2 separate regions of the Homo sapiens genome follow, and region 1 is linked to region 2. Evidence: read pairs that join two places in POLR2A ChIA-PET (ENCODE). Cell type or tissue: OCI-LY7. All regions are shown on one strand. Links, peaks and the distances in the headings refer to the core of each region. The heading gives the core; the rest is flanking DNA.

The links. Peaks named below come from ENCODE experiments on the same cell type or tissue, not always from the same donor. Only the 100,000 strongest peaks of a DNase experiment are listed, where the experiment ranks them.
Region 1: POLR2A ChIA-PET joins it to region 2 with 6 read pairs; 3 of 35 experiments call an interaction of 5 or more read pairs at or near these places.

What each region holds. Positions count from the first base shown.
Region 1 is chr19:55,794,955-55,807,380 of GRCh38, forward strand. NLRP11 (NLR family pyrin domain containing 11) reads right to left here. Exons shown (of 10, transcript NM_001394894.2): 5 at 6,618-6,785; 6 at 1,126-1,296. Among named protein-coding and RNA genes, the nearest start is that of NLRP11, 31 kb to the right of the region's middle. In OCI-LY7, for the core only: no CTCF peak of the experiment used is centred there; a DNase peak (open chromatin) is centred at 6,687; H3K4me3 peaks cover 2,067 bases; H3K27ac peaks cover 1,393 bases.
Region 2 is chr19:55,851,002-55,863,427 of GRCh38, forward strand. It overlaps NLRP4 (NLR family pyrin domain containing 4), which reads left to right. Exons shown (of 10, transcript NM_134444.5): 2 at 1,015-1,359; 3 at 6,673-8,248; 4 at 10,385-10,546; 5 at 10,991-11,158. The coding sequence starts at 1,080. Among named protein-coding and RNA genes, the nearest start is that of NLRP4, 21 kb to the left of the region's middle. In OCI-LY7, for the core only: no CTCF peak of the experiment used is centred there; DNase peaks (open chromatin) are centred at 2,490, 4,322, 6,360 and 8,400; H3K4me3 peaks cover 6,219 bases; H3K27ac peaks cover 6,730 bases.

The DNA.
Region 1 (12,426 bases), core at 3,528-11,527, 55 kb before region 2:
AAAAATGGGCGAAACAAAAAAACAAGATGACCTACTGCATTCTTTTGTCTTTTTGGAATTTGGAATTGTGAACGGGGAATCATGTCCTTAAATACACCGAGCTACTTACTGTTTTGTTTTCTGACCATGTTTTACAGATCTCCGCCCTTCATTTTTGTACCTTTATGCCTCACTTTTGCCACTTTTTTGCCATCTTTCATCGTGTTTGCCATGCCCCAACCTTCCGGAAGTCTGCCTTTCTAGCCACTTTCCCAGAGCAGACAGAGCTTACCTACGAGTAACCCACAGTCGGTTACATACAGGGAGAGCCCGTCTTCCACCTTCTTGAAAGGAGACTCAGGGGAAAAAATCCTATTTCAAGGCAATCTAGCACCAAACCTTTCCTTTGCTTTCGTCTTTGTGTTCTCAGTCACATCTCATCCTACACGACACCCAGTTCACGTGTTCACTGTGAGAACAATATAGGTTCCCTGCTCTTAGAAAGTCAGTTGCTATGGCCTAGGTGCTGTGTTTAGAATGTTGTGACCACCATTTTTTATTTTTTATTTTTTTTGAGACAGAGCCTCGCTCTGTCACCCAGGCTGGAGTGCAGTGGCACAATCTCGGTTCACTGCAACCTCCGCCTCCCGGGTTCAAGCAAGTCTCTTGCCTCAGCCTCTCAAGCAGCTGGGACTACAGGTACCCGCCACCACGCCCGGCTAATTTTTGTATTTTTAGTAGAGACAGGGTTTCACTGTGTTGGCCAGGCTGGTCTTGAACTCCTGACCTTGTGATCCGCCTGCCTCGGCCTCCCAAAGTACTGGAATTACAGGCGTGAGCCACCGCGTCCGGCCGTGACCACCATTTTTAACTCTTATCTCCAAAGATGTATGTTTGGTCATGTTATGACTCCACTGTCCAGATTGAGAAATACAAGTTGAAAAAAAATCCAGAAACATTTTTGCCAACGTTTCGCAAATCAGCTGTCAACCCAGAGTATTAACCCAGACCTACTGAACTCCAAAGACTGTGCTTTCGGCTGCTTTGCTTTGCTGTCCCTTTCCCCACCACTGCTCTTTGATCATGTGCTTAGATATTCAAGTCAGTCTGAGCTTCTACGTGGTGAGCTCGTCTAAGCCAACTTACACCAGTGATATAAGAGTGCAGTTGGGATGAAGCAAGGCATCACACAGTATGTTCATCCCGTCGCTCCTCAGCGGATTGCTGGATAAGGTCAGTTTTCTCAGACTCCCGCCACTGATGAGGAGAGAGGCGATTTCTTCACATTCGCTGGCTCGCAAATCACATTTCATCAAGCTGTAAGAGGAATTCAGAAATGAAAAGAGGCTCCCGCGTTTAAGCTATCCCCTCTTTTAAATTAAAAAAAAAAAAAAAGAGAGACCTAACCAAGTGCGATGATGTCTACTTGGAAATAAATAGATCCCTTTGCTTCTAACCTTTCTTCTCCCTATGCCACTCCTCAGAGTTCAAATTTGGGCAAGGTTACAGATTCACGAAGGGCTGTGAGCAGGCAGTTCCTTCCTCTTTTGCATTCATCTCCATGTGGTTTCCAGGGTGATGGTTCAGAACGGTAAGTCAGGTATCAAGCATCCCACCTGACCATGGGATGTGGGTACGATCACATTTATAAATCTGATCAAGACCCTCAACTTACCATCACATTTACAAGGACTTCTGATGTTTTTTCTGCATAGCCTTGGGTGCCCCACATGCTCTGGCTCTCAACTATCTCTATTTTCTTTTTTTTTTTGAGATGGAGTCTTGCTCTGTCGCCCAGGCTGGAGTGCAATGGTGCGATCTCGGCTCACTGCAACCTCTGCCTCCCGGGTTTTTAAGCGATTCTCCTGCCTCGGCCTCCCGAGTAGCTGGGATTACAGGCATGCGTTACCACACCCGGCTAATGTTTGTATTTTTAGTAGACACCAGGTTTCACCATGTTGGCCAGGCTGGTCTTGAACTCCCGGCCTCAGGGGATCCACCCGCCTCGGCCTCCCAAAGTGCTGCGATTACAGGCATGAGCCACTGTGTCCGGTCTAACTTTCTATTCATTACTCATTCTGTACCATCCTCCCTGATCTCCTCACTCTCCCTCAAGTCCACAAGCATATTTTTGCTTTAGTGTCTAGTACCCTTATCTCTACTTAGTGATTTTCCCCATGGGACCCTATTTTTTAAAAAAAGTTTTTTTCCTTAAATTATCCAGGAGTGGTGGTGCACGACTATAGTCCCAGCTACTTGGGAGACTGAGGTGGGCGGATCACTTGAACTCAGGAGTTCGAGGCTGCAGTGAGCTATGATCATACCAATGCACTTCAGCCTGGACAACTGAGCAAGACGCATCTCTAAAAAAAAATAAATAAAATAAGTAGAATAAAAATAAGTGATCTTTCCCCAGATAGCTGCATGGTTTGCTGTCTCACTTTCTTCAACTTGTCACTCAATATTCTCTTCTTCAATGAGGATTTTGAATAATAACCATCTTTCAACTAACAAATATTGTTATTTTCAGGCATTGTATGAAGTTCCTGGGATACAGCAGAAAACTGGAAGAAATACGATGGAATTCTAGCATTGTAAAGACAGGGCTGAATGTATCATGTGCCTAGTAGATGATCAGTTCTTTATAGAAAGTAAATCAGAGTAGGTCATAGAGAAAGAAAAGGATGTATTCTACTTCCTTATGGGGCAGGCACTGAGCGAAGACTCTCACTGAGCCATCGTACTTGGCCTGTGTATTCTATTTTGAATGAAATGGAAGCCCTTGAGGGTTTGAAGATTAGAGGACAGAAGAGTCAGAAGCTCTGACTTAAATAAGGTAGAAGAATTTTAACAGAAACTTGAGAGAAGAGGGCAAGCTCTGAATCTCTAGGACAAGGGAATTTCTGTCAGAGGAAATGAGTGGAAAGAGTCAGAAGCAGGAGCAGGTTTGGTGTTTTAAACATCTACAACAAACAGTGCAGCCGCAGCACGGTACATAAACAGGAGATGGGGAGAGGGTTAGCCAGGGCCACCCAGCGTGAAATGGTGTATTCTATATTATTATTATTTTTTTTTTTTTTGAGATGGAGTTTTGCCCTTGTCACCCAGGCTGGTGGAGTGCAATGGTGTGATCTCGGCTCACCGCAACCTCCGCCTCCCAGGTTCAAGTGATTCTCCTGCCTGAGACTCCCGAGTAGCTGGGATTACAGGCATGCGCCATCATACTTGGATAATTTTGCATTTTTAGTAGAGACGAGGTTTCGCCATGTTGGTCAGGCTGTCTGGAACGCCTTACCTCAGGTGATCTGCCCGCCTCGGCCTCCCAAAGTGTTGGGATTCCAGGCGTGAGCCGTCGCGTTGGCCTGTGTATTCTATTTGGAATGAAAGTGAAAGCCGTTGAGGGCCTGAAGATTAAAAGGACAGAGTCACAAGATCTGACTTAGATTGCCATTATCCTTAGCAAACTAACATAAGGACAGAAAACCAAATACCACATGTTCTCACTTACAGATGGGAGCTAAATGATGAGAACACATGGACACATAGAGGGGAACAATACACACTGGGGCCGACTTGAGGGCTGAGATTCAGAGGATAGGATCAGAAAAAATAAAAATATCTATGAGGTACTAGGCTTAGTACGTGGGTGATGAAATAATCTGCACTAACTCCCATGACACAAGTTTACCTGTGTAACAAACCTGAACACGCATCCCTGAAGCTAAAAGTAAACTAAAAAGAGTTAAGTCTACCCTTGTAGTAAAACTGATATATCAAAAAATAAAGCTATGTTTTGCTTCAAACACACACACACACACTCACACACACACACACACCGGAAAACAAAACAATCCAAACTAGATGAAAGTTGCCCTTCTACACTCTTTTCCATGTAGCAAGCAAAGGTGTGGACAGGTAGGAAGATGCTGAAGTACTGCAGATAGGTGGGAGATGGGTTGGTCTATCATGCTTAGCAGTAAAGGAAGCAGGAAGGAGTCAGATGGATCCACTCTAACAACAGACCTAGAAAATTTGTCTAAGCCAGGCCACAAGAAAATCTGTATTTGAAATGCCTATTTAAATATCAAAGTAAGAGGCTGAGGTGGGCAGATCACGTGAGGTCAGGAGTTTGAGACCAGCCTAGCTGACATGGCAAAACCCTGTCTCTACCAAAAATATAAAAGTTAGCTGGGTGTGGTGGTGTACCCCTGTGGTCCCAGCTACTTGGGAGGGTGAGGCATGAAAATTGCTTGAACCCGGGAGGCAGAGGTTGAAGTGAGCCGAGATCACCCCACTGGACTCCAGCCTAGGTGACAGCAAGACTTTGTCTCATAAATAAATATCAAAGTTGATATCTCTACAAATACTTCACTGAGTCTGAAACCAGGAGAAATGTTTGTAAATAAGTACCTAAGAGTCTTCATCACATAGAGGCTACTTAATGCCATGAATAAGAACTCATAGAAGGGGTATAGAAAAGACATTTAGAACCACTTGGAAATATCCCAAAGATAAGAGTCCAGGAAGATGAAAAACAAGTAAAGATGACTGAGGAGGAATAATCAAGGTTTGGGAAAAACCAAAGGCCAAGAGGAAAATGTGTTCCAAGATGAAAGGAGTTTGGGGAGGGGGGCATTGAGGTAGGGGAGAGGCTAACTACAAAGTGGCAACAGAGTTGGGATTTAGCTGGGAGAATGTGATAGGGAGAAGGGATGCTGAGTGAGGTGGAAGGCAATGACTCTCAAGAACCATGGAATTTGAACTATGTCAGAAAGAAAGTGAGGGGCTGGGTGCAGTGGCTTCCAGCACTTTGGGAGGCTGAGGTGGGTGGGAGACCAGCCTGGCCAACATGGTGAAACCCCATCTCTACTAAAAACACAAAAATTAGCCATACGTGGTGGCAAGCTCTTGTAATGCCAGCTACTCGGGAGGCTGAGGCAGGAGAATCGCTTAAACCCGGGAGGCGGAGGTTTTAGTGAGCTGAGATCACACCACTGCACTCCAGCCAGGGCAAAAAGAGTGAAACTCTGTCTCAAAACAAAAATGAAAACAAAAACAAAAAGAAAGGGATGAAGGGGGTGAAAGGGTGGGAAGCTGCTGCTCAAATGGCTGAAGGACGCAGTAGGATTAAAGGGTGGGAAGATTTGCTTACAAGACAAAGCAGCTTGAGAATACAGGAGGTGCCGTTAGAGCATGAGGTACTTGAAATTGAGAGTACAAGCGAAATGTACTTATTGGAGATGAAGTCTAGCAAGTGGTATTATCCAATATTGAGTCACCAGCAAGTAGAGCTACTGAGCACTCAAAGCGTGGCTAGCATGACTGAGGCACTGGATTGTTAGTTTTACTACATTTACATTGGAATTTATTATTCATTTATTTATTTATTGAGATGGAGTTTTGCTCTTGTTGCCCAGGCTGGAACGTGCAGCGGCGCCATCTCAGCTCACTGCAACATCTGCCTCCTGGGTTCAAGCGATTATCTTGCTTCACCCTCTCGCATAGCTGGGATTACAGGCACCTGCTACCATGCCTGGCTAATTTTTGTATTTTTAGTAGAGGTAGAGTTTCACTATGTTGGCCAGGCTGGTCTCGAACTCTTGAATTCCTGACCTCAAGTGATCCACATCCTCTGCCTCCCAAAGCGCTGGGATTATAGGCATGAGCTACCAGGCTTGGCTAGTTTAAATTTAAAGGTTGATTCCAAATTATTGGAAGATTTAAGTATGTTTAGGACACGGGCATGTGAATTAGTTCTCTCAATTGTAAATTTTATGAAATCAATACGGAGGTCAAACATTTCTGATGAAAATGTGCCCGAGCGGCGATGTTCTCTGTGAAATACTGGGTTCTGCAGCCTTTTACAAAAAAGGGAATATAAAATCACATCAATAGCTTTTTGCATTAATGACATATGGATATAATTTGATATGCTGGGTTAAATACTGTTAAAATTAGTTTCAAGGCTGGGCACAGTGGCTCACACCTGTAATCTCAGCACTTTGGGAGGCTGAGGCCTGTGGATCACCTGAGGTTGGGAGTTTGAGACAAGCCTGACCAACATGGAGAAACCCTGTCTCTACTAAATATACAAAATTAGCTGGGCATGGTGGCACATACCTGAAATCCCAGCTACTTGGGAGGCTGAGGCAAAAGAATCACTTGAACCTGGAAGTCAGAGGTTGCGGTGAGCTGAGACTGTGCCACTGCACTCTAGCCTGGGCAACAAGGGCGAAACTCCATCTCAAAAAAAAAAAAAAAATTAGTTTCACTTGCTTCCTTTTACTTTTTAATGTGGCTACTGGAAAATTTCAGTTTGTGGCTTGAATAATTTCCACTAGACAGTGTTTTAGGGTTTGACCAGTAGTCTACTTCAGAATGACCAGAGGAATTAGATCATTAGAGAAATATCAGTCAAGGGAGGGAGAAGCCATGTTATATGAAATATCAATGTAGAAATTGAAATCAAAAGGCAGGAATAATGTTGGTGAAAGAAACAAACCACGTGCTAAAAAAATTGAGGAATGAGTGACATCAAAAGGTAGGAGCAGGTAGTGTTATTGAAGGGGCACCTCTATCCACCAACACCCAGGCATTCCCCTCACATGCACTGAGCTTTCAGCCGAGCAACAACTCACCTCAGATGACTTATTTGGCATGTGGGCTCGTGCAGGATGTCATGCAGAAGTGAAAACATATTTAGGGAAATGGACGTACAGTTGATACTCAGGTATGTCAGGCTCCGATTACGAGCCAAAGCCTTGAGTAAGTCTTCAAAACCAGAAGCAGTCGAGACATAGGACAACCTGTGGAAGACATAATAGCAGGAAAGCACTAGTGAAGGTCTGAACATCTTCTCCACAATTTCTCCTGCCTGCCTCACTTCATCCTGTAACAAAGATTCTCAGTGGATTACATCCTCACACATGGCTCTCGATCTTAAATTTCTAGTCAGGTCAGAAGACTATTGCTAATTCCAAGGTCAGCCTGTTGACTTTGAAGTAATCCCCTGGGTCTTTATGGTGTGTTCACCTCATGACCTTTCTTAAGTGGGACCCACAAGCCGGATACTAAGAATACATCCACATGCACAAAGATATTAAGATACATCCACATGCACAAGTTTAACCATGTTTTTCTACACTGAGAGCAAAAGACAAAATATGCTGATGGCTGATAATAGCCACACAATCAACCACATGTAAATTACTCCGTTTCAGCAGTCCCAGCCAGAGCAATCAGGCAAGAGGAAGAAATAAATGGCATCCAAATAGGAAGAGAAGAAGTCAAACTATCACTGTTTGCAGATGACATGATTCCATATCCAGAAAACCCCATAGTCTCAGCCCCAAATCTTCAGCTGATAAACTGCAAAAGTTTCAGGATACAAAAAGAAAAAAATAAAATCAATGTACAAAAATCACTAGCATTCCTATACACCAACGACAGCCAAGCTGAGAGCCAAATCGGAAATGTAATTCTATCCACAATTGCTCACAAAGAATACCTAGGAATACAGCTAACCAGAGAGGTGAAAGATCAAAAGGAGAATTACAAAACACTGCTCAAAGAGATCAGATGACACAAACAAATGGAAAAAACATTCCATGCTCATGGAGAGAAGAATCAATATTGTTAAAATGGCCATACTGCCCAAAGCAATTTACAGATTCAATGCTATTCCTATGAAATTACCAATGGCATTCTTCACAGAAACTAGAAGAACTATTTAAAGTTCATATAGAACAAAAAAAGAGCCCCAATACCCAAGACAATCAATCCTAAGCAAAAAGAACAAAGCTGGAGGCATCACGCTACCTGATTTCCAACTATACTATAGGGCTATGATAACCAAAACAGCATGGTACTGGTACAAAAACAGACACATAGACCAACAGAACAGAATAGAGAACCCAGAAATGAGGCCACACAACTACAACCGTCTGATCTTCAACAAAGCTGACAAAGACAAGCAGTGGAGAAAAGACTCCCTTTTCAATAAATGGTGCTGGGGTAACTGGCTAGTCATATGCAGAAGACTGAAACTGAATGCCTTCTTCACACCACATACAAAAACCAACTCAAGATGGATTACAGACAAAATGAAGTGCAAAACTATTAAAAACTTGGAGGCGCTGGGCACAGTGACTCATGCCTGTAATCCCAGCACTTTGGGAGACTCAGATGGGCAGATCACAAGGTCAGGAGTTCAAGACCAGCCTGGCCAACATAGTGAAACCCTGCCTCTACTAAAAACACAAAAATTAGCTGGGCGTGGTGGCGGGTGCCTGTAGTCTCAACTACTTGGGAGGCTGAGGCAGGAGAAGCACTTGAACCTGGGAGGCGGAGGTTGCAGTGAGCCGAGATCATGCCACTGTACTGGGGAACAGAGCAAGATTCCGTTATAAAAACAAAAACAAACAAAACAAAACAAAAACTAGGCAATACCATTCTGGACATAGGAATGGGCAAAGATTTCATCATGAAGATACCAAGAACAATTGCAACAAAAGCAAAAAATGACAAATGGGAAGTAATTAAACAGAAGTGCTTCTGTACAGCAAAAGAAACTATCAGAGCAAACAGTCAACCTGCAGAATGGGAGAAAACCTTTGCAAACAATGCATCTGACAAACGTCTAATACCCGCATCTATAAGGAACTTAAATTTACAAGAAAAAGATAACCTCATTAAAAAGTGGGCAAAGGGTATAACAGACAGTTTTCAGAAGGTGACATACATGCAGACAACAAGCATATGAAAACAAGCTCAATGTCACTGATCATTAGAGAAAAGCAAATCAAAACCACGAGATACCATCTTACACCAGTCAGAATGGCTACGATTTAAGAATCAAAAAATAACAGGCTGGGCGTGGAGGCTCATGCCTGTAATCCTAGCACTTTGGGAGGCCAAGGTGGGTGGATCACTTGAGGTCAGGAGTTTGAAACCAGTCTGGCCAACATGGTGAAACCCCGTCTCTACCAAAAATACAAAAAATTAGCCAGCTTGGTGGTGCATGTCTGTAATCCCAGCTACTCAGGAGGCTGAGGCAGAACAATCACTTGAACCTGGGAAGTGGAGGTTGCAGTGAGCCGAGATTGTGCCACTGCACCCTAGCCTGGGTGACAGAGCAAGACTCCACCTCGAAAAACAAATTATGTATATATATATATGTGTGTGTGTGTATAAATAAAACAGATGCTGGCAAGGATGTTCCCACTGTTGGTGGGAGTGTAAATTAATTCGACCATTGCGGAAAGCAGTGTAGTGATTCCTCAAAGAGCTAAAAGCAGAACTACCATTTGACCCAGCAATCCCATTACTGGGTATATACCCAAAGGAATACAAGTTATTCTACCAAAAAGATACATGCACATGAATGTTCAATGCAGCACTATTCACAATAGCAAAGACATGCAATCAACCTAATGCCTAGCAACAAGATTGGATAAACGTGATACATATATACCATGGAATACTATGCAGCCATAAAAAAGAGAGCATTTTTTTTTTTTGGCGGGGGCAGGAATATGGAGTTGGAGGCCATTATCCTTAGCAAACTATCACAGGAACAGAACCAAATACTGCATGTTCTCGCTTGTAAGAGGGAGCTAAATGATGAGAACTCATGGACCTGAAGAGGAGAACAACAGACACTGAGGTGTACTTGAGGGGAGGAGGGAGAGGATCAGGAAAAAATAAATGAGTACTAGGCTTAGTAGCTGGGCGTACAGTCTTATAGTCTATATACAAAATATGTACGTCAAACCTGTGACACAAGTTTACCTACATAAACAAACTTGCACATGTACCACTGAACCTGAAGTTAAAAAAATAACAATTCACGGCTGGGTGCGGTGGCTCACCCCTGTAATCTCAGCACTTTGGGAGGCCGAGACAGGTGGATCACGAGGTCAAGAAATCGAGACCATCCTGGCTAACATAGTGAAACCCTGTTTCTATTTAAAATACAAAAATTAGCCAGGCGTGGTGGCGTGCACCTCTAGTCCCAGCTACTCAGGAGGCTGAGACAGAAGAATCGCTTGAACCCTGCAGGTGGAGGTTGCAGTGAGCTGAGATCACGCACTGCACTCTAGCCTGGGTGACAGAGCAAGACGCTGACTCAAAAAATAATAACAAATAATTCACAATTTCATTGAGGAAAAAGAAGTTGTCCTAGAGTCCCACCACCACCACCGGCCCTCACCCCCAACCCCGGAAGAACATTTCTCATTACTCCCTTGGAGTTGCAGCAGGACATCAGGGCAACAGCTTTGGTCATTGTCTCTAAGGGCCACCTAGAGAAAAGAGTTAGGAATCTCCAACTCAACATTAAAGGAAAGAGACGGGAAGGGAAATGTGGAAGCTGGCCAACCCTTGGAGGATTGAGGATCCTATGGCAAATCCAGGCATAGAACACACGGGAAGCCCTTTTAATTTACTTCCCAGCCTATGTGGCGACTCGGTGGGAGACTGGATGTTTTCCATGTTGCCGTATTTTCAGAGTCCTTTACCTAGCAATTCTCCTGATCCCCATTTTACACAAACAACTTCTCTCCCAAGTCTTTGCCCCATGTTGCAACAAAACTGTTTAAGGTTTTGTTTTTTTTTTTAAATACACACAATGGAGTCTCACTCTGTCACCCAGGCTGGAGTGCAGTGCCACAATCTCAGCTCACCGTGGCCTGCGCCTCCCGGGTTTAAGCGATTCTCCTGCCTCAGCCTCCCAAGTAGCTGGGATTACAGTTGCATGCCGCCACACCCGGCTAATTTTTGTGTTTTTAGTAGAGATGGGGTTTCACCATGTTGGCCAGGCTGGTCTCGAACTCCCAACCTCAAGTGATCCACCCGCCTCAGCCTCTCAAAGTGCTGGGATTACAGGCATGAGCCACTGCACCCGCCCTAAAAGTCTTCAGTTCTCCTTTCATCATTTTCAATTAGGCTTTTCTGCTCTCACTACCCTTCCAGAACTGTTCTTGGCCAACAATGACTTCTACCTTGCTAATGTCATTGGCCAATTCTCAGTCTTCAGTCTCCTTGAATAAGGACTGCCATCTGACACAGTTGACCTTTCCTTCGTTGGGAAACTTGCCTCACTGGGATCCGAGGATACCACACCCTTTACTTTACCTTCTAGCCTAATGACCACTCCCTCAAAGGCCTTCGCTAGTTTCTGCTTTTCTCCCCAATCACTTTATGTTGGAGAACTCCGGGCATCAGTCTTTGGATCGTTTTGCTTCCTGAGCAACATTCCTATCCTTGGTGAACTCAGTCCTTGGCTTTAAATACACATTTGTGTTATACACATGTATACATGAACGACACCCACATTTTACCTTCAGTTCAGAAACATTACACACTGCTCTCTGGACACCTAATAGACATCACAGCTTTAGCTCAAACAACTTTAGACTGACCTTCCTCAGATTCTGGCTCTCGCCGTCATTTCCCAACTCAGTGGCAACTCTCACATGGCAGTTTTCAAAACAAAGATCTTGGGACAATTCTCTCTCCTAGTCTAGATTTAATCAAGGAATCATCCTTTGTCAACATATGCCCCGGAGTTCGCACCTCACCAACCTCTACTATTCACACCCTCAGAGGCACCATTGATTCTCACCTGGCAAATGCCAAGAAAAAGAGCCTCCTCTGAGCTTTCAGATTCTGCCCTATGCTCCCCGATTGGCCATTTTTAAACGCGGTATCCAGAATGAGCTTCTTAAAATGCAAGCTAAATTATGGCATCTCTGCTCAAAACCCCTCAAAATGCCTCACCTCACTCCAGAAAACCCAGTCCTGACACTGGTTTACAACACCATGATCATGCCATACATACTTGTGAGCCATCTCCGTAATACCCTTCCTGCCTCACACTGGTCTAAACATGTAGGTCTCTGAACTCAAAGCCTTTGTTTCATGGATCCCTCCCATCCCAGGGGATGACCAACAGTTTATCTGGCTCATTCTTTCACCTCATTCAAGTCTTTGCTCAAATCTCACTTTCTCTGTGGAACTTATTACTACAGCCTGTACCCTCCCACACCCCTAAATACCCACTTATGCACCCTGACCTTGCCATTCTTTTCCCCCCGTAACACCATTATCCTAAAATACTTTAAAATGCGTGTACTTATTATGTCTGCCTATATTCTGTCTCATCAGATAGCAAACAAGGAAATTTGTCTTTTTTCCCCCCATTGATATATCCTAGTGCTTAGACTAGCACCTCAAACAAAGTAGGCATTCTTCTTGAATGAAAATAAAGTTAACTCCTGGGCTTCCAGAATCCTAAGATCATATATGTTGATGTGTACTGAATATTTTAGTGCCATTTCCTATAGAGCTATTATAAACTCAGATAAATACTAATTTTCCCAGTGACTGTTTAGGCAAGTACAGCTGCTTTTCACCTGATTCTAACGCATTCTGTAGGAAAGAAACTGT
Region 2 (12,426 bases), core at 2,413-10,412:
GTAATGTCCGTGGCTGCGGTGTAATGTCCGAGGCTGCGGTGTAATGTCCGAGGCTGCGGTGTAATGTCCGAGGCTGCGGTGTAATGTCCGTGGCTGCGGTGTAATGTCCGTGGCTGCGGTGTAATGTCCGAGGCTGCGGTGTAATTTACGAGGCTGCGGTGTAATGTCCGTGGCTGCGGTGTAATGTCCGAGGCTGCGGTGTAATGTCCGTGGCTGCGGTGTAATGTCCGAGGCTGCGGTGTAATTTACGAGGCTGCGGTGTAATTTACGAGGCTGCGGTGTAATGTCCGTGGCTGCGGTGTAATGTCCGAGGCTGCGGTGTAATGTCCGTGGCTGCGGTGTAATGTCCGTGGCTGCGGTGTAATGTCCGAGGCTGCGGTGTAATGTCCGAGGCTGCGGTGTAATTTACGAGGCTGCGGTGTAATTTACGAGGCTGCGGTGTAATGTCCGTGGCTGCGGTGTAATGTCCGAGGCTGCGGTGTAATGTCCGTGGCTGCGGTGTAATGTCCGTGGCTGCGGTGTAATTTACCGAGGCTGCGGTGTAATGTCCGTGGCTGCGGTGTAATGTCCGAGGCTGCGGTGTAATGTCCGAGGCTGCGGTGTAATGTCCGTGGCTGCGGTGTAATGTCCGAGGCTGCGGTGTAATGTCCGAGGCTGCGGTGTAATGTCCGAGGCTGCGGTGTAATGTCCGAGGCTGCGGTGTAATGTCCGAGGCTGCGGTGTAATTTCCGAAGCTGCGGTGTAATTTCCAAAAATGTAAAGTCTATATTTGCCTGGATATTGAGGCTATGTCAGGTGACTATAGGATTCTTGTATCTTCTGGATTATTGTATCTCTGATTCCCCCATCCATTATTGAGACTTTCATGACCATTTGAATGAGAAGGTGAGATGAATGTAATTAAATAACTTTCCGCCTTCATTGCCATCCCCCCAGTACTAGCAAGATACTATATAATGGTAATCTTGATCCATTTATTTGTAATAACTTGGCACTGTCCTGAATTTTCTACAGGTTTTATTTATTTATTGTTCCTGGTCACTGTCTCTTTGAGGATTGGTATCTCTGCTCCAGAAAAGATGGCAGCCTCTTTCTTCTCTGATTTTGGTCTTATGTGGTATCTGGAGGAGCTCAAAAAGGAGGAGTTCAGGAAATTTAAAGAACATCTCAAGCAAATGACTTTGCAGCTTGAACTCAAGCAGATTCCCTGGACTGAGGTCAAAAAAGCATCCCGGGAAGAACTTGCAAACCTCTTGATCAAGCACTATGAAGAACAACAAGCTTGGAACATAACCTTAAGAATCTTTCAAAAGATGGATAGAAAGGATCTCTGCATGAAGGTCATGAGGGAGAGAACAGGTGAGGGAGTCTGGGAAGGGGGAAGCCTTCTTATAATGAGGACTATGTCCTAATTTTGGTGAGTGGTCTCTGCCTGTCTACAACAGGACCTGAATGTGCTATGGGAAAATATTAGGTTTTTTTTTTTTTTTTTTTGGTAGACGGAGTCGCACTTTGTTGCCCAGACAGTGCAGTAGTGTGATCTTGGCTCACCGCAACCTCCACCTCCCAGGTTCAAGTGATTCTCCTGCCTCAGCCTCCTGAGTAGCTGGAATTACAGGCGCCTGCCACCATGCCTGGCTAATTTTTGTATTTTTAGTAGAGATGGGGTTTCACCATGTTGGCCAGGCTGGTCTTGAACTCCCAACCTCAGGTGATCCACCCATCTTGGCCTCCCAAAGTGCTGGGATTATAGGCATGATCCACCATGCCCAGCCTGAAAATATTGTCCTTGTAGGCAGGAAATGGTCTCTTAGACGTGGTGGTTACATGTGGGTAAAATGTCAGTGGCTATTATGTCCTAACCTGTATTGTACCTTTATCTGGGTCACCAATGATTTTTACCCTAAGCTGAGAACTTGCAGTCAAGCCAGAAACTCTGTGAGGTGAAGTCGTTGCATAAGAACTATGCACCTGACTTATTTGCAAGAGCAATTAACACCTGCGGTAGAGGATACAGTGAACTGAGGTTGACTGGTGTAATCATGTATTTAGCCAAAGTTCACATCAGACAAGCAATGATCTATAAGCAATATGGCTTTTAGAGTCACATTTGTATTTATCCTGGCATAAGGTGTTAACTGTTACTTTGCACATTTGCGTTATCAATGGCAGGATATAGCTCTTTCAACTTTACTGCCAAATTGTTTTTCTTTGTTGTTGTTCAGTGTCTTACTGTGATGTGCCTGGATGTGGCTTTGTTTTCATCCTGATTGGGATTCTTTAATATTCTTGCATCTGAGGTTCAGTAACTTTCTTCAGTTCTCAATTTTAGCCATTGTCTGTGTATTCCATTCTTCTGTTTATTCTTCTGGGACTCCAGTTACACCTACTGGACTTTCTTGTTTGTTTGACACAGGGTCTGGCTCTGTCACCCAGGGTGGAGTGCCGTGGCATCATCACGGCTCACTGCAGCCTCAACTTCCTGGGCTAAATGATCTGCCACCTCAGCCTCCCAAGTAGCTGGGACTACAGGTGTGTGCCACCACGCTTGGCTAATTGCACACCTGGCTAACCTTTTAAAAAAAAATTGTAGAGATGAGCTCTCACTATATTGCCCAGGCTGGTCTCAAACTCCTGGGCTCAAGTGATCCTCCTGCCTTGGCCTCCCAAAGTGCTGGGATTACAGGCCTGAGCCACCATACTGGCCTAGACTCACTCTTTCTTTCTCTTTCTCTTTTCCTTTTTCTTTCTCTTTCTCTTTCTCTCTCTCTCTCTCTTTCTGTCTCTCTTTCTCTCTCTCTCTCTTTCTCTTTCTTTCTTGCTGTCTCTTTCTCTCTCTCGTTCTGTCTTTCTCTCTCTTCCTCTCTCTTTCTCTCTTGCTATCTCTTTCTCTCTCTCTCTCTCTTTCTCTTTCTTTCTCTTTCTCTTTCTCTCTCTCTTTCTGTCTTTCTCTCTATTTCTCTCTTTCCTTCTTTCTTTCTTCTTTGATACAGAGTCACGCTCTGTCGCCCAGGCTGGAGTGCAGTGGTGCAATCTCGGCCCACTGCAGCTTCCACCTCCTGGGTTCAAGTGATTCTCCTGCCTCAGCCTCCTGAGCAGCTGGGATTTCAGATGCCCGCCACCACACCCGGCTAATTTTTTTGTATTTTTAGTAGAAACAGGGTTTCCCCATGTTGGCCAGGCTGGTCTCGAACTCCTGACCTCAGGTGATCTGCACACCTCAGCCTCTCTAAGTATTGGGATTACAGGCATGAGCCACCATGCCTGGCCTTGATTTCTTAAATTTAGTTCACATGTTTTATTTATGCAGTTTGCCTTTTTCACAGACTTCCATTTTTTCTCAATATTTATTCCATCTTCTATTTTATTGAGCATTTTAAATTATTTTAAAATTTGCCTGAAGATTTTAACATTTATAGGTCTGTTTCTACTGTTTCTTTTTCTCTTTATCTGGTCATACAGTCTCCTAGTATGTCCGGTAATTTTGAGTGCCAGATTTTGAATATGAGACATTGAAAATGTTAAGAATCTGTAATATCTTGTTCCAGTGAAATTGGAATTGATTCTGGTAGTAGTTACAGGGAAATTTCCTTAATATTGAGGATTAAAATAATTGGTTTGAAATAAAATAATTTGAGAGTTTCCATTTTTGGCGATGCTAGCCTTTCTTGCTCATTTTCTTGATTTGGAACATCACTTGGAAAAAACCCCTCCCAGTCCAATTTTTTTTTCTTTGAGACGGAGTTTCACTCTTTCACCCAGGCTGGAGTAAAGTAGCATGATTTTGGCTCACTGCAACCTCACTGAACCCCCCAGGTTCATGCGGTTCTCCTGCCTCAGCCTCCGGAGTAGCTGGGATTATAAGGCGCTCACCACCACGCCCAGCTAGTTTTTATATTTTTAGTAGAGACGGGATTTTGCCATGTTGGCCAGGCTGGTGTTGAACTGCTGACCTCCGGTGATCCGCCCGCCTTGGCTTCCCAAAGGGCTAGGATTACAGGTGTGAACCACCACACCTGGCCACCCAGTCCAAATTTTTAAACAAATTCCCCCATGTTTCCTGGAGTGTTTTGGTGTCACACGCTGAGGTCTCAGCTACCCTGGAAGCTGAGGCAGGAGGATCACTTCAGCCCAGGAGGATGAGGCTGCAGTGAGCTGTGTTTGTGCCACTGCACTCCAGCCTGGGTAACAGAGTGAGACCCTGTCTCAAAAAAGTAATTTATATAAAGAAGAACATTCTTTGCACATGGAACCATTTTAGAATATTGCTAAAATAAAATGTAAGCAGGTCTAAAGTTAGATCTTCCACTGGGTACTTACACTTCTCTCTTTTCACAGTTGGTTTGAGGTTGTACCCACTTAATTCCCCTTATGAGCAACCAAACATGTCACCGAAATCTCCAGAACAGCTGAGAAGACCAGGAAAGCAGGAAGCCATTGGGGAATGGGCAAACAACTTAGCTTAAGATGCTAATAGGATCTTCACCAATGTCAGATGGCATTTTCACCAGTTAGGGACTTCAGGGGACTGAAAGATTGGGGGAATCCCTTGTTCTCCCCAAAAACTTAAGGTAGCATTACCTACTGTCAGCAGTCTGTGGGCACTGGATTATATCTTTCACCTGCATCCAATCAAATCCAGTAACTATTATGCGGGGCATAGGGAAAATTTCCCATCTACAACTGCCCCCTACATCTCCAGTCCATCAGCAGCTACTCACTTGCAGAATATAAACATCGTACTAGTTATTTAAGGAACAGATAACTGTAAAGGAGTTTTCGGCCTGGCTGAAGGATCAGCCTCTAGGCTGGTGCTCCAGAGATGACTGTAAGAACTATAGTATCAGGGAGCTGCTGCCTCTCCTGCAAAGAGGAAAGTGGGAGATGGGAAGCTCACTGTTAGAACTGTGGCTTTAGAAATACACCACGACAGCTATGATTCAGAAATCGGGAAGCTCACCAGTGTAGCAGCTGCTTAAAATCAATGACCACAGCAACTGGTTTTAGTTTTCGAGACAGTCTCGCTCTATTGCCAGGGCTAGATTACAGTGGTGCAATCTCTGCTCACTGCAACCTCCACCTCCCAGGTTCAAGCGATTCTTCTGCCCTGGCCTCCCGAGTAGCTGGGATTATAGGCCTGTACCACCACGCCCAGCTAATTTTTGTATTTTTAGTAGAGATGGGGTTTCACCATGTTGACCAGGCTGGTCTCGATCTCCTAGCCTGAAGTGATCTGCCTGCCTCAGCCTCCCAAAGTGCTGGGATTATAGGCGTGAGCCACTGCGCCCAGCCAACTACAGCAACTGGAGACAAGCCTTCTGTTACAGAAGAGTCCAGCGTCTGTGTGTTCATGGAAGCTGGCAGCAAAACAGGCAGAAGATAGACTCCACTCCCCTTCCCCTTCCAGTGTCATGAGAGTGAGGGCCAATCGCAGAACTTAATCTGTACCTTGATCTTAGCTACGAGGGGTTGTGGGATGCGTAGGGCTTGGTCATCACTGTTGCTGGATCTTTTTTTTTTTTTTTTTTTTTTGAGACGGAGCCTCCTTCTGTTGCCCACGTTAGAGTACAGCAGTGCCATCTCAGCTCACTGCAACCTCTGCCTCCCGGGTTCAAGCGATTCTCCTGCCTCAGCCTCCCAAGTAGCTGGGACTACAGGCACACACCACCACGCCCGGCTAATTTTTGTATTTTTAGTAGAGACAGGGTTTCACCATGTTGGCCAGGATGGTCTTGATCTCTTGACTTCATGATCTGCCCACCTTGGCCTCCCAAAGTTCTGGGATTACAGGCATGAACCACTGCCCCGGCCTGTTGTTGGATTTTTTGATTGGCTTTTCTTTTGAGAATTCTGCCATTGAAAGAAAGCTCACTGGCATAAAGTTGGAATGGATGCGAGGTGCCATTCTATCCTCTCTACTGCATCTCCTCTCTCTTCTGGAGGCAACTGCCTAGGTCAGGTCCTTTTTAGGTGGACTTTCAGATCTAGTCCCTATATGTGAAACCTATATGTGTATATAAATCCCTTGTTTATGCAAATTGAGTACATGCTATAGACACCGTCCTGTTGCTTATCCATATGAAGAGATTATTCCATACTTTTAATATTTGTATAATAGCTTGTGTCTCATAAATTATTTAACTGGTCTTGATAGTCATATAGCTATTTTCCATTTATTTTGCTATCATCGTAGCAATGAATACCTGTGTATGTGTCTATTGAAAGCAGAAGTTGTCAAACTTTACATAGTAGCAATGAATGTATATGTGTGTGTGTGTGTCTATTGAAAGCAGAAGTTGTCAAACTTTACGTAGTAGCAATGAATGTGTGTGTGTGTGTGTGTGTGTGTGTGTGTGTCTATTGAAAGCAGAAGTTGTCAACCTTTTTGTGTAGAGGACCATATGGTTTCCATTTTAGGCTTTGTGAGTCATACGGTCTCTCATAGCTGTTCAGCTCTGCTATTCAATCAGGAAGGCTCCTGTAGACAATATACCCGTGAATGGTGTAGTGAGTTCTAATGAAACTTTATTTACAAGAGGAGACTGACCAGGTTTGGCCTGGGGGCCACAGTGTGTAGACCCCTGGAAAGATACATCCTGAGAAGAAAAAAAGAATATATGCAGGAATGCTTAACTTTGTGGGTTTTCTCTCCTCTTGCCCTCACTGACTCAGGATACACAAAGACCTATCAAGCTCACGCAAAGCAGAAATTCAGCCGCTTATGGTCCAGCAAGTCTGTCACTGAGATTCACCTATACTTTGAGGAGGAAGTCAAGCAAGAAGAATGTGACCATTTGGACCGCCTTTTTGCTCCCAAGGAAGCTGGGAAACAGCCACGTACAGTGATCATTCAAGGACCACAAGGAATTGGAAAAACGACACTCCTGATGAAGCTGATGATGGCCTGGTCGGACAACAAGATCTTTCGGGATAGGTTCCTGTACACGTTCTATTTCTGCTGCAGAGAACTGAGGGAGTTGCCGCCAACGAGTTTGGCTGACTTGATTTCCAGAGAGTGGCCTGACCCCGCTGCTCCTATAACAGAGATCGTGTCTCAACCGGAGAGACTCTTGTTCGTCATCGACAGCTTCGAAGAGCTGCAGGGCGGCTTGAACGAACCCGATTCGGATCTGTGTGGTGACTTGATGGAGAAACGGCCGGTGCAGGTGCTTCTGAGCAGTTTGCTGAGGAAGAAGATGCTCCCGGAGGCCTCCCTGCTCATCGCTATCAAACCCGTGTGCCCGAAGGAGCTCCGGGATCAGGTGACGATCTCAGAAATCTACCAGCCCCGGGGATTCAACGAGAGTGATAGGTTAGTGTATTTCTGCTGTTTCTTCAAAGACCCGAAAAGAGCCATGGAAGCCTTCAATCTTGTAAGAGAAAGTGAACAGCTGTTTTCCATATGCCAAATCCCGCTCCTCTGCTGGATCCTGTGTACCAGTCTGAAGCAAGAGATGCAGAAAGGAAAAGACCTGGCCCTGACCTGCCAGAGCACTACCTCTGTGTACTCCTCTTTCGTCTTTAACCTGTTCACACCTGAGGGTGCCGAGGGCCCGACTCCGCAAACCCAGCACCAGCTGAAGGCCCTGTGCTCCCTGGCTGCAGAGGGTATGTGGACAGACACATTTGAGTTTTGTGAAGACGACCTCCGGAGAAATGGGGTTGTTGACGCTGACATCCCTGCGCTGCTGGGCACCAAGATACTTCTGAAGTACGGGGAGCGTGAGAGCTCCTACGTGTTCCTCCACGTGTGTATCCAGGAGTTCTGTGCCGCCTTGTTCTATTTGCTCAAGAGCCACCTTGATCATCCTCACCCAGCTGTGAGATGTGTACAGGAATTGCTAGTTGCCAATTTTGAAAAAGCAAGGAGAGCACATTGGATTTTTTTGGGGTGTTTTCTAACTGGCCTTTTAAATAAAAAGGAACAAGAAAAACTGGATGCGTTTTTTGGCTTCCAACTGTCCCAAGAGATAAAGCAGCAAATTCACCAGTGCCTGAAGAGCTTAGGGGAGCGTGGCAATCCTCAGGGACAGGTGGATTCCTTGGCGATATTTTACTGTCTCTTTGAAATGCAGGATCCTGCCTTTGTGAAGCAGGCAGTGAACCTCCTCCAAGAAGCTAACTTTCATATTATTGACAACGTGGACTTGGTGGTTTCTGCCTACTGCTTAAAATACTGCTCCAGCTTGAGGAAACTCTGTTTTTCCGTTCAAAATGTCTTTAAGAAAGAGGATGAACACAGCTCTACGTGAGTCCATCCTATGACTTTTTCTCTCTTCTCAGAATCTGTCTGTATTCCCAAGTGGGTTTTGCTGAGGGAGTGTTTAATATAGGATCATGGTTAGAAACTCATTTTTTCTGCCACAAAACCTCAGCTCACATCCTGGCCCAACATTTTAGGAGCTCTTAGACTTTGTCTGTGAGCCTTGCCCTTTTGTGGCTGCAGTGGCCCCATTACAGAAGGGGGAATAATAATTGTATTGTGAGGAGTGAATATGAGGACCTGTGTGAAGAGTGTTTCCTACTTTCTCAAGTATTAGCTGATCAGTACTATAATCGATATTTTTCCATAGCACCACACTCCCTGTGTCTTGACCTCTCAGCTGCAAGTTACCTTTGAAAACTTAGTCTAAAAAATCATACAGCCCGGGTGTGGTGGCTCATGCCTGTAACCCTACCACTGTGGGAGGCTGAGGCAGGTGGATCACTTAAGGTCAGGAGTTCGAGACTAGCCTGACCAACATGGTGACACCTCGTCTCCACTAAAAATACAAAAATTAGCCGGGTGTGTAGCGCACACCTGTAATCCCAGCTACTTGGGAGGCTGAGGCCGGAGAATCACTTGAGCCCGGGAGGCAGAGGTTGCAGTGAGCTGAGATCGCACCACTGCCCTCCAGGCTGGGTGACAGTGAGACTCTCATCTCCAAAAAAAAAAAAAAAAAAAAAAAAAACAAAACACAAATCATACAAATTTTCTTCTTGTTCTTTTTTTTTTTTTTTCTGAAATGGAGTTTTGCTTTGTCACCCAGGCTGGAGTGCAGTGGCGAGATCTTGGCTCACTGCAAGCTCCGCCTCCCAGGTTCACGCCATTCTCCTGCCTCGGCCTCCCGAATAGCTGGGACTAGAGGGGCCCGCCACCACACCCAGCTAATTTTTTGTGTTTTTAGTAGAGACAGGGTTTCACCGTGTTGGCCAGGATGGTCTCGATCTCCTGACCTCGTGATCTGCCCACCTCGGCCTCTCAAAGTGCTGGGATTACAGGCGTGAGCCACCGTGCCCGGCCAAATCATATACATTTTAACTTACAGCTCATGCCTATAACCCCAACACTTTGAGAAGCTGAGCAGGAGGATGCTTGAAGCCAGGGGGCTAAGACCAGCCTGGGAAAAATAGCAGGACCCCACTTCTACAAAATTTTTTTTTTAATTAGCCAGGTGTGGTGGCATGTGCCTGTAGCACAGCTACTTGAGGGAGGCTGAAGCAGGAGGATTGCTTGCTTGAGCCCAGAAGTAAGAGACTGCGGTGAGCCATGATCGTGCCACTGTATAACCCAGCCTGGGCAATAGAGCAAGACCCCATCTCAAAAACCAAAAGAATCATATGAGGTGGATCCTATTATCCTGTTACAGGTGAGGAAACTGGGGCAAAGAAGTCAAGTGAGCTGGATCCTATCCAGTCAAGGATCCTGTATTTAGGACATGGAGAGTTTTAGGGCTGAGCCTAGGCTGAAGATGTCGACTTAATGGCTGGGCTGTGCTGCCTCATCTTTTACTGTAAACCAGCCTGACCAACATGGCGAAACCCCGTCTCTACTAAAAATACAAAAATTAGCCAGGCATGGTGGCACGCACCTATTATCCCAGCTACTCAGGAGGCTGAGGCAGGAGAATCGCTTGAACCTGGGAGGTAGAGGTTGCAGTGAGCCAAGATTGTGCCATTGCACTCCAGCCTGGGCAACAAGAGTGAAACTCCATCTCAAAAAATAAACCTATTTTGGATGTGAGACAGGGTTTCTCAGCCTTGGCACTGGTGATGTTTTGGGGGCTGGCTCTCCTGTTACAGTGGGGGGCTCTCCTGTGCATTGTAGGATGTTCAGAAACATCCCTGGTCTGTACTCACTAGATGCCAGAAGCACCCCTCCCTTAAGCTCTAACATCCAAAAAGGCCTCTAGACATCCCCAAATGTCCCCTGGGGGGAAACGTCACCCCAGGTTGAGAACCACTAACATAAGGTGACTTACCTGAAGGGTCCCGTTCCTTCTGACTGAGGGAGGCTCTGCCTCAGACATCTTCTGTTTGAGAAGACAGCGTAGTGCGTATATGTGTTACAAGTGGCTCGTGTTGACCGCCTGCCTGTGGAAAGCTCGTCCTTTCTTGACCACAGGTCGGATTACAGCCTCATCTGTTGGCATCACATCTGCTCTGTGCTCACCACCAGCGGGCACCTCAGAGAGCTCCAGGTGCAGGACAGCACCCTCAGCGAGTCGACCTTTGTGACCTGGTGTAACCAGCTGAGGCATCCCAGCTGTCGCCTTCAGAAGCTTGGGTGAGTTGAGAATCGACTTCGACTCGAGTATGTCACGGAGATGACCTATTCATCTCACCTCTAGCTTTCAGTCGAGGCTAACTGCACAAGCAAAGAATTAACATCCAGAGCAGTTGCTCAACCTCAGCACTTACAGACATCTCATGCAGATCATTCTTCATCATAGGGGTTGTTCTGTGCGTTGTAGGGTGTTAAGATGCATCCCTGGTCTCTACCCTCTAGATCCTAATAGCATCCCCTTGTCCAGATAACCAAAATAGTGTCCAGACACTGCCAGCTGTCCCTTGTGGGGGCAAAATCTCTCAAGTTGAGAACTACTGAGCTGTGTCATTGGGCTGTGAAATCAGAGAATGAGTTCATGATGGATGATGAGAGACAAACACAGGTGTGCAGGCTGTGCTCCCATTAGATGAAACTCATCCAAAATTTTCTTTGTTTTTGCAGAATAAATAACGTTTCCTTTTCTGGCCAGAGTGTTCTGCTCTTTGAGGTGCTCTTTTATCAGCCAGACTTGAAATACCTGAGCTTCACCCTCACGAAACTCTCTCGTGATGACATCAGGTCCCTCTGTGATGCCTTGAACTACCCAGCAGGCAACGTCAAAGAGCTAGCGTAAGTCTCCGTTTATTGAGACCACTGATTGGGTTTCAGAGAAGACTATAGCCTAAGTCTCCGTTTATTGAGACCACTGATTAGGTTTCAGAGAAAACTATAGCATAAGTCTCCGTTTATTGAGACCACTGATTGGGTTTCAGAGAAGACTATAGCGTAAGTCTCCGTTTATTGAGACCACTGATTGGGTTTCAGAGAAGACTATAGCGTAAGTCTCCGTTTATTGAGACCACTGATTGGGTTTCAGAGAAGACTATAGCGTAAGTCTCCGTTTATTGAGACCACTGATTGGGTTTCAGAGAAGACTATAGCGTAAGTCTCCGTTATTGAGACCACTGATTGGGTTTCAGAGAAGACTATAGCGTAAGTCTCTGTTTATTGAGACCACTGATTGGGTTTCAGAGAAGACTATAGCGTAAGTCTCTGTTTATTGAGACCACTGATTGGGTTTCAGAGAAGACTATAGCGTAAGTCTCTGTTTATTGAGACCACTGATTGGGTTTCAGAGAAGACTATAGCGTAAGTCTCCGTTTATTGAGACCACTGATTGGGTTTCAGAGAAGACTATAGCGTAAGTCTCTGTTTATTGAGACCACTGATTGGGTTTCAGAGAAGACTATGTATTTCTTTTTGTGTTGGGGGAGGGGGCTGCATATTTGAAGACATCCACTTTTTCCTTCTATGATTTGTATGCAAACTTAGTTTCCTGAGAACTTGGATAGGGAAGTTAAAGTTTCCCAATTGATGTAGCCATTTCGGAAAACTGTGTGTATTCAGCCTTCATGGATTCTGGCAGATTATGTAACCCAATAATTCCACCTGGAGGTGCACATTCGACAGAGGGACCTGTCTCAGTTTGCTGAAAGACAGGCACTAAAGCATTCCCAGCAGGTGTTCATAATCTCTGAGAAGTGGAAATACCACTGACAGTAAGTTGGATAAGAAACCTGTGGTTACATGCTCCTGTTCCATGAGAAAGAACACTCTCGGTCGTATGCAAAAACCTGGACAAATCTCAGACATTGTTGATGGCAATGAGCCAGACTCAAGAGTACATCCTATGGCTTTATTCCTGTGAAGTTCAAAGATGGACAAGGCTCTGGTGTTGGAGGTTCGGGCAGTGTATTCACACGTTCTCGCGCTGCTATAAAGACATACCTGAGACTGGGAATTTATAAATAAAAGAGGTGTAATTGGCTTATGGTTCTGAAGGATGTACAGGCTTCTGCTTCTGGGGAGGCCTCAGGAAACTTACAATGGTGGCAGAA